Regions from separate parts of the Homo sapiens genome. Here regions 1 and 2 are each linked to region 3. Evidence: chromatin contacts called from ENCODE Hi-C data. All regions are on one chromosome and are shown on one strand. The core of a region is the stretch at or near the end of the contact, and the rest is flanking DNA. Distances in the headings are between cores, read along the strand shown.

Region 1 (2,732 bases), core at 214-2,713, 710 kb after region 3:
TGGGTATTTACCGAAAGGATATAAATTGGTCTATCATAAAGACATATGCATGTGTATATTCATTGCATCATTATCACAATAGCAAAGACGTGGAATCAACCTAAATGTCCATCAATGGAAGACTGGATAAAAAAATGTGGTACATATACACCATGGAATACTATGCAGTTATAAAAAAGGAGATCATGTTCTTTGCAGGAATGATAGAGCTAGAGACCATTATCCTTGTCATACTACTGCAGGAACAGAAAATCAAATACCACATATCCTTACTTATAAGTGGGAGCTAAATGATAAGAACACATGGACACAAAGAAGGGAACAACAGACACTGAGGCCTACCAGAGGGTGGAGGGTACGGGGAGGGAGAGGAGCAGGAAAAGGTAACTAATGGGTAGTAGGCTTAGCACTTGGGTGATGAAATAATCTGTATATCAAACCCCCATGACACAAGTTTACCTATATAATAAACCTGCACATGTACCCCTAAACCTAAAATAAAAGTTTTTTTAAAATAAAAATAAAAGAGCAGTTGGGAACTTGGTAATAGAATCACAAAGTCTTGGATTTGAATCCCAGTATGGTATACGTACTCCGCAAACTTAAATTTCCTCATCTGTACAATGGATAACAATCACACCTACATCAAAGGGATTGAGGAAAACTAACCCGTGTAAAGCAGTGCCAAGCACATAGTAAGCACTCCATGAATGCTGCTGAGATGTGGTGTTACTACCATATTTCATTAGTAAGGTCATAAGACTTGAAGAAGTTAAATGCACTCACTGAAAGTCATACAGATATAAGTAAAAAATCTGAAACTGGAGCCCCATATTCTAATGTCATGCGTAATACTCTTTTTTGCAATGATTTCCTAGTTCACTGTTTAAAATCAAAACTTTTATAATACCATTAGTGCATTTTAATTGTATTTAATATAACCCAAAATAAAGCAAACATCCCTGGTGCCAAAAACCCAAATGATATGTAACACTGATCTTTCATTTCACTGACAATTTCTGGACAGATTCAAAAGGAAAGATGACAATCATGTAGGTAAAAACACTGGGAAAACCACACAGGATTTTAGTCCTCTGGCCTCCTCCCTCCCCTCAAGTACTGTTTGGGGCCAACGCATGACCAATGTCACTTCCTGTCACTGAGTCATCATCATAGATTAGCATCACTAAACGTAACTGTTCCAGGAGGAGCTCAGGAAAGAAAATTCTCTCAGCTTCACTTTGAAATTGGCTCCATCTCATAATAAATACTTTCCAAACTCATCGAGAGAGGTTATAGAAGAGTTAATGTCCCCAAAGAGCTTCATTTATTTTACAGATTTATGAAATAGATCTTCTTGCCAAGGCCTCGTGTACCTTTCTTTTTTTACTAAAGGTGACACAGAGTTTCTCCGAAAATAAAACTGACTCTTCCAGATGCTTAAATCGAGGGTCATGAGTCATCCTGGCTGCCCAGTGTCACTGAAGACATAGCTCTAGGAACCTATGCAACTTCTTAACATAAAAGCTTTGACAGCATTTTGGCACCCTCCCTTAATATACCTGCCCAAAAAGCTGAGGATTTGGTTTTTACCATTTTCACAATAGCTTCAGGTCAGTTAGGCTTGGGTCCATCATTCCTGACCAATAGTTTTTACAACTAACTTTTGAGTTTGCCAAAGGCTTGTCACTAAACAAACCCTGAGCTCTCATCATGGGCTGAGCACTGGACTAGGCACGCAGAACAGCTGAATCAACATGTTTTTGAAATTCACCATCCAGAAAGGGAGAGAGATGTAATTTTAAGCTGCATTCTATTATTTACCAAAAGTGTGAGCAGAGCACTGAGGGAGTAGAGACAGGAGAAACTACTTTGTCATGGGCATTACCAGAGGCTTTCCTGAGGAGGCAGCCTTTGGGCTGGGTGGTTTAGAAAGACAGCTAGCTAGGCATAGAGGCATAGGACATTCATGACAGATGAAACCACGTGTGCAGGGCATGGAGGAGTGAAAGAGCACAAGGTAGAGGGTCTTTTGAAGGGTGGAGACAGCATTCTAATGCGGAGGGACATGGTGGGAAGGTGATAAGAGATGAAGCACATTTAAAATTTGTTAAAATGTGGTCCTTTTGGTAATAGTAACACCATGACTGATAAGTTGTTTAGCAGCTTATTGATAACTTGTGTCTGTAGCCCTGCCCATCTTCCACAGCTAATCACCACAAGGACACATCCACTGGGTTTCTCCTCCACTGGAATAGTGCTCTCACACACATGCACACACACACACACGCACACACACACATGCACACACACACACATGCACACACACACCATATACCATCTTCAAGCTCACCTCCCCTCAGGGCTGCAGCACCTCTCCACCAAACTGGAATCTGGGACACCAGTGTCTTTCCAACTGCTAACTCCAATGTTAATTTCTCAGTCTTGGTCTCTGCACCATCCACTCTCTTGTCTTCTCTGAAATTTCTTACCATCTTGACTTCTGGGTACTACTGCTGTCTTCTGGCTATGGTCCAGCATCCCTGGCTGCCCCTCTAGACTCTCCTTATTCACTCTAATTGTCTTTCTTTTCACCTTCTGGATCTCCTTTCTAGATGCTCCTGAGTGCCAGCTCTCATCCCCAACCCTCTGAGTGGAGTCATGACCCAAATACACATCTGTAACTGAGCTCCTCCTCCTCCCAAATCTGTCTCCCATCATTTCCTCGTGTG
Region 2 (3,119 bases), core at 547-3,046, 670 kb after region 3:
AAAATCTCCCCATAGCGTCAGGCCTGTTTCCCTGTTCTGGCGTTATCTGGCTGGGGGAATTTGGCAGAGTATTCAATCTCTGCAAAACTCTGTTTCTTCATCCATAAGGTTAACATTTATTAAATCATTTGAAAAGCAAATGTGCCAAGTGTTTATTGTATACAAGTGAACCCAAATTGCTACTCATTCTGCTTATATTCTTGTTGATAACAACATCTTCACTGGGACGTTGTTGTTTGGATTTAATAAGAAGGTAAAAAAGAATCTAGCATATAGGAAAAGCTCAATATATGTTATTAACCCTGTGTGCATGCTCATGACATGTTCATTTTTAGAGTAAGCCAACCTTTGGTGCATCTAATGAGTCAACCTTCCCTTGGAGCTTCCTATGCATGAACCTGAAGAACTACCATCAGGGGCAACCAACTCATGATTGTATTCCCAATGCCATTTGCAGTCATTCCCAGATTTTTAAGGAAATGTCTCACTATGCTGTCTTACCATAGGCAATATAGATAGCCTTGGCTCTCCTCTCTTTAGATTCGTACTCAGAGAACTATCTGCTAGTGAAAAGGAAAAGAGTGCAATCTACCAGGCAAAATAGAAAGTTAAGGTATGGAAGGTGCTCACTTTCCAAACAGCTGCTACAGTGCTATTATTAATACTGCCATGGTTATTTTCACGTAGGATATCTAGCACAGAAGGAAAATCAATCTCCAGCCAGGTCTGGGAGGACTCAGAACAGAGCTTCAAGGAGAGCATAACAAATGCCCCAAACTCCTTCTGCTTACTTCACTTAAAGTCTTATTAGTATCATCATTTCCAACTGGGCAACAACCACATCTGCCTCCCTTCTGCTTTCTCAGCCATCGCCAGTGGCAAGTTGGTGGTTGGATATTTTAGGTGGGTTCTATATGGTGGTTTTCAAAATTTTGTAACCCAAAACTTAGCTCTCCCTTCTGCATGGAACTATTGTGATTTAAAATTAGTAGTCAAGGTAGTTCCTCAATTAAGGAGTATTTGGAACAGGGAAAGTCTGCCTGAATAATGTCTGATTCTATACTTTCACGTGAATGTACTCCAACATGTACATCCATAGGTAATTCTGTATTATGGGGGTTATTAAAAAATATAAAGTTTGAAGATATCTTCGAGTCATTTTACCTGCTAGAACAATACTTGTCTAGTATCAGTTAACTGGTCACAAAGGAGAGGTCTTGTCTTACTCTCAACAGTCTCTGATGGTGTCATTTGAACACTGACACATGCAGATATTTTCTCTCTTTCTTTCTCATATGTGGTCTTGTTGAAACTCCACAATAACTGCGTTTGGAATCTACAGTCATATAAATTTAGATCATCATGGGAGATAATTATACTGTGGAAATGATACGATATTTACATGTCGAAAAGGAGTCATAATTCTTCGAAATAGATGCCTGCTAGCTTTCTTAAGAACTCATTTCACAAATTCAAGTTGAAACAAATGAATACATGTTCCTCTTTTTGCTTCCTCTTTTGAGCAATTTTATGATTGAAAAAAAAAGACACATTACCACAATGGAAAATACCTCATTTTTCCATTAAAATGTGCTCTTTTTAAACAGCTATCCCCCCACCCACTTCCCTGTTTATTGGGTTAAAAGGAGCCATTTCTAGGAGACCAAGCCAAAGTCTCAGCAAGGAGGTGGAAAGCTAGGTGCTTGGAAGGCTAGTCTGTTACCTACCCTACACTACAATGACTGTGGCAGCATCAACAACAGCACCAAACCAGCCAGCTGGAAAGTGAGAACAAATCATTCTAGTGACTGACAGTTTGGTCCCCTCTGTGTCCCAGGAGAGGCCAGGCTGATTTTCACCCACAGCGGGAGGCACTGGTTCAATCAGGTCTTCTTGCAGCTAGTGGATCCAGAATCAGAATGTTCTTATACAAATACCACTTTGTGTCCTGAAAAAGAGAGATTCCACATGGACCCAAACTACAGGTGTTTGTACAAGAACATTCTGTGGAATCTCTCTTTTTGAGGATGCAAAGTGCTATTTGTATAAAATGGCTTCATTTCACCAGCAATTTTGATTTCATTTTTCAGCCTAATTTGGGTAAAAAAAATGAAACCAAAATTGCTAATGAAATAAAAACCAATGTTTCATGGGTTGAATTTTTAACTTTTTGTATTAGCCCAACAGCGTCCATCTCTTCTAGTTAAATATCGACTTCTCTCCAGGTAGATATTCTAAAGACAAATGGAAAATTCAAACAAGTATGCTGACCTATAAAATGATGTCGACAAATAGTTTAAAGGGTTGACCAAATACTTTGCTCCTTAACTTGATTCTCTCCTTTTTAGTTAGACAGTTACAGTGTCATCAGAGAGAAAATAAGGAAACTAAAGATTGTTCAGGATTTGGCTCCTCACACTAATTTTATTCTCATGAGTTAAGATTTCCTTGATTCAAAATAGGGCTCTTCCCCTTTTGTTCATCTTTCCACAAGGTTCACACTCTCCTAAGGCCTGGGATTTCTCCTTAGACAGCTTCATCCCTACAATTATCTCAGGATCTGTGCAGATTCTCCACACATGGTGTTATTCATAGCATGCAGATGGGGTATTCCTATTCCTAATAATTTAGGTTAGAAAAGTACATTATGGATAAAATACAGCAATCTCTTAATGATCTCTTCTACATGGATAGCAAGCAGAAGTGCTCATGAATTCTAGGTAATTTAAGTTTATACATATCAGAAAATATTACCAAAAGCTTCCAACCATTTCTCTCTTCTCTCTCTCTCTACATACATTCTCATTCTCTCTCTCTCTCCCTCCCTCAAAAAGTATCTCTGCAGCATTTCACACAAGAAATTAATTAAATCCCATTGATTCTTTCTGGGAAATATGCTACTGAGCAGGAACATCCACTTAAGATGAAAAATACTAAAGGTGAGGAAGAGAAGCAAAAGTTTAGGATAATCTTCATGCTGGATTATAACTTAAATCCTGAATAACCTGGATTTGGCTGAACTTCACTCTTTTTTATGTTGTTTTCTTTTTTCAAATAAACTTCAAGGCATGAGATCGTGGTACTAAAATAGAAATACAGTGGAATCATGTTATTGCAAA
Region 3 (3,004 bases), core at 20-2,519:
CTGGCTCTTTTCCGCCAGCTGCGGCTGTTCCAGAAGCGCCGGGCTGCCGGTCCTGGCCTCGGCAGGGGCCGTGCGGGACCGAGGGGTGGCGGCCGAGGCATGTGGGGCGGGTGGGTTGCGCGCTGCTGGCACGGCGCGGGGACCCAGCGCGCCAGGCGGGAAAGGGGGGCGGCGGCGGGCGGGGACCCAGACCCGGAGGGGCAGCGGGCGCGTAGCGGGCCCCAGGACGCCCGGCCAGGGGATTGGCCTCTGCACCGCTGCTCAGGGCGCGTCCCTTGCCGCCTCTGGCGTCGACTCAAGCCTCCTCCTCCGAGCAGCCCTCAGTGGCGCCGCCTTAGTGCTCTGGGTCGAGCCCCGGGAGGGTTAGCCTGGGGACGGCAGGGGCGTGACCGTGGCGCGGAAGTAGGTGAGCAGCAGGGCGGCGCGCGGCGGTCAGGCCGGGACAGCCAGAGGGGCAGCGACATCTGCGGGCGGGCGGGCGGGAGGCGGACGCTTCCCGGGCGGAGCAGGGCCCTCCGGAGGACGCAGGCCGCGTCGAGGCTGAAGGGCCTCCCTGTCCGGGACGGTCAGCTGCCAAGTTCGGGCCCTTAGCGCGTGGCCCCGGGCCGCGGCTCGGAGCGGAAGCGTCGCCCCTGGCTGCGCGCTCATGCTGGTCCTAGCGCAGAAGACCCGGCGAGGTCCGCGAATTTTGGCTTAGCGTTTGTCAAGTCACCTCGAGCGACTCGGAGAGAACCCGGCTTTCCCACTAGGGACGGTGATCGCAGTCTCTTTCCTTTAGAAAGTTACTCCGATACTTTTGATCATCTGTCCATAGTAAGGAGGAAAAATAGCGTGGTTTGTCCCCGGGTGAGGGAGTGTTGGAGGATCCCGTCCAGTGGGAAGAGCCAGTTTTAGCGGAGCAGCGCGTCCAGCCCGCTGACACTTCAGCCTGGTAAAGGGTTAACTGCATCCTGCCGGTTCGGTTTACATGTAAATAGAGAGCAGCTGCTCCGCGCGGCCCCGGCTGGCTCTTTTAAGTTTTTGATTGGTTGCCAATGACATCACCGCCCGTGTTTTAACACCGAGGACCCAGAGCAGCTTCGGATAAACCCTCCTTAAAGAGATGAGGCCACGCCTTCTTACCCGCCCCCTAGGCTGCCCATTGGTCGCGGGGCTCTGTGAGGTAGCGGTCGGCTTTCTCCGGATTCTTATTGGCCCAACCCGCCGTCGGTCGGCGGCGAGTCCGCCCCCTCAGAACCTTACATTTACAGTGTAGCAAAAGAGAAAGTAACTATGTTGCTGCTGGAGATCAATGAAGCCGAGTGAATGGGGGCTGAATGTGCGAGTCCATAGCTGAAGAGGAGCGCCAGATGGTGGAGGAATACACTTATTTATGAAGTAAGTGGAAGTCACCGCGACTACTCCTGAGAGCCCGGGACTGGAGGTGGAGGATTGTAAGGCGGTGCTTGTGTGAGTGTGAGTGTGTGTGTTTGTGTGTGTGTATCTGTGTGTGTGTGAGAGAGAGACAGAGACAGAAAGATAGAGATGCGATGCTGACGGAGGAGCTACAGCAGGTAGGGTTATAAGGTTCCGGCCGTTGGCTCCTGCTACCCTGTGCGTTTACTCCCTGCAGTCTACTTGGATTTGGGGCGAAGAAAAAATGAGGTTTGTTGGGATGCTTTGCGGCAGTTTTAAATGCTCGGGGCTCATTAGTGCGCTGTGTGCCGAGGAGTGAAGCGGGGGGCGGGGGGATGTTAAGTGCTCCAGGAATGGGGAAGAAGCATTCTCTAACCACTTAATTTTCTCTCCAGCTCTTGCCTAGTGGTGGAAGGGAGAGGGGATAGCTCAGTATTTCTCTGGGAGATTTTCTGGGCCAGACTGGATGGTTTCACGGGCAGTATGTACGCCCGACCCTCTGCTGCAGGGATGCAGGTCTCTCTATACACTCCGTGTGTGTGTGTGTGAGCCTTGAACTCTGTGTGGAGGTGGGGGTCCCAGCGCGTGTCTCTGTGAACACGCTTATGCGTCCCTCTCAGAAGAAATGGTATGTTGATCCTGGACGTGTCCTACCAGGTAACACAATAGCAAAGACTTTCACCGCTTGGTCCAACCGGGAAACAGTTATAGCTTCTGGAATAGAACTCGCTCTTCAGAAAAAATACTACGCAAGGGAAGGGGGGTTGACTCCTTCGCTCCCATCCAAAGGTGGGTGAGAGAAACCCGAGTCGTTGGAGATCTGCCGACGTGATGGGTGCGTGCCCCGTGTGCGCGCGTGAGTGTGGATTCCGCCTGTGACACTTTGGTTCTGTGTCAGAGAATGGTGACGGTCGTGTGTAGACGGATGAGAATGGTGACGGTCGTGTGTAGACGGATGATAGATGGCATTTTTCCTGATAGCTCTTAAAGTTCGTTTAGGTGAGCGTCTCTTGGCGTGGGGTTTGGCGTCTTTGCTATGTGCATGTCTAATAGAAGAAGAAGAGTTAGCAAGCCTGAGTTGTAGAGTGCCCCTGTGCCTACAGGAGGAAGGAGCTGTCTTTTTGCAGACACTCTGAAATCAGAGATAGATCCGGTGGGCAACAATTCACTGTCCCTTTCAACGAGTACAGGCTAATTGGGAGGTCCTCTTTACGGAATCAGTACTCTTGAAGGGGGGATATCTGTATGGGATTGAAACCTTATACAACGTGGCTGCCTCCCATTGAGAGAAGCTCTAGGATGCACAGTCTGTGCCAGCCAGGGAGATGAAGAGGGGAGGAGAGCCCAAGTTGTCCTTTCCAGGCAGGAATGAGGGCGGGGGCAGGTGAGAGAGCAAAGGGTGAGGGATTTGCCGGGGCTGGGGTTTCCAGGTTTCCAGATCTGGCTCCATGGCTTGAGATTTCGTTTTAGGACACCAGTTAGTAGTGAAAAGGGGAAATGCAGATTAATTTATAAGAGGCCAAAAGACAACATGTGAGGTTTTAGTATGACTATGTTGTGCTTTTCAAAGGACCCCAATAGAGAATGGAAGGCAAGAATAGCTCCAAGT

Evidence for each region. Hi-C counts contacts between places; a loop is a spot of excess contacts on that map. Pooled maps may share reads with other maps.
Region 1: a map of endothelial cell of umbilical vein shows a loop between it and region 3 (2.4-fold over the local background). The contact joins the enhancer-like site here to the promoter of DUSP10 in region 3. A Hi-C loop is called at or near these places in 2 of 168 maps with a recorded cell type or tissue (endothelial cell of umbilical vein and sigmoid colon), 3 of 37 single-sample maps with no recorded cell type and 2 of 50 pooled maps.
Region 2: a pooled map shows a loop between it and region 3 (20-fold over the local background). The contact joins the enhancer-like site here to the promoter of DUSP10 in region 3. A Hi-C loop is called at or near these places in 2 of 37 single-sample maps with no recorded cell type and 6 of 50 pooled maps.

Annotation. Positions count from the first base shown.
Region 1 is chr1:221,034,487-221,037,218 of GRCh38, reverse strand. No RefSeq gene overlaps it. Among named protein-coding and RNA genes, the nearest start is that of HLX-AS1, 160 kb to the right of the region's middle. Within about 2 kb of position 1,463, at least 5 of the 41 ENCODE cell types and tissues checked have a DNase peak (open chromatin) inside an H3K27ac peak, as active enhancers do; they include endothelial cell of umbilical vein, where a contact is called at or near this core.
Region 2 is chr1:221,067,953-221,071,071 of GRCh38, reverse strand. The region is part of intron 3 of LOC101929750 (a long non-coding RNA gene); the gene reads right to left. Among named protein-coding and RNA genes, the nearest start is that of HLX-AS1, 190 kb to the right of the region's middle. RefSeq lists a silencer at 1,879-1,928. Within about 2 kb of position 1,796, at least 4 of the 41 ENCODE cell types and tissues checked have a DNase peak (open chromatin) inside an H3K27ac peak, as active enhancers do.
Region 3 is chr1:221,740,354-221,743,357 of GRCh38, reverse strand. DUSP10 (dual specificity phosphatase 10) reads left to right here and starts at 1,269. Exons shown (of 4, transcript NM_007207.6): 1 at 1,269-1,377. RefSeq lists silencers at 33-512, 2,233-2,282 and enhancers at 286-923, 733-932, 1,263-1,452, 924-1,561, 1,562-2,199 and 1 more.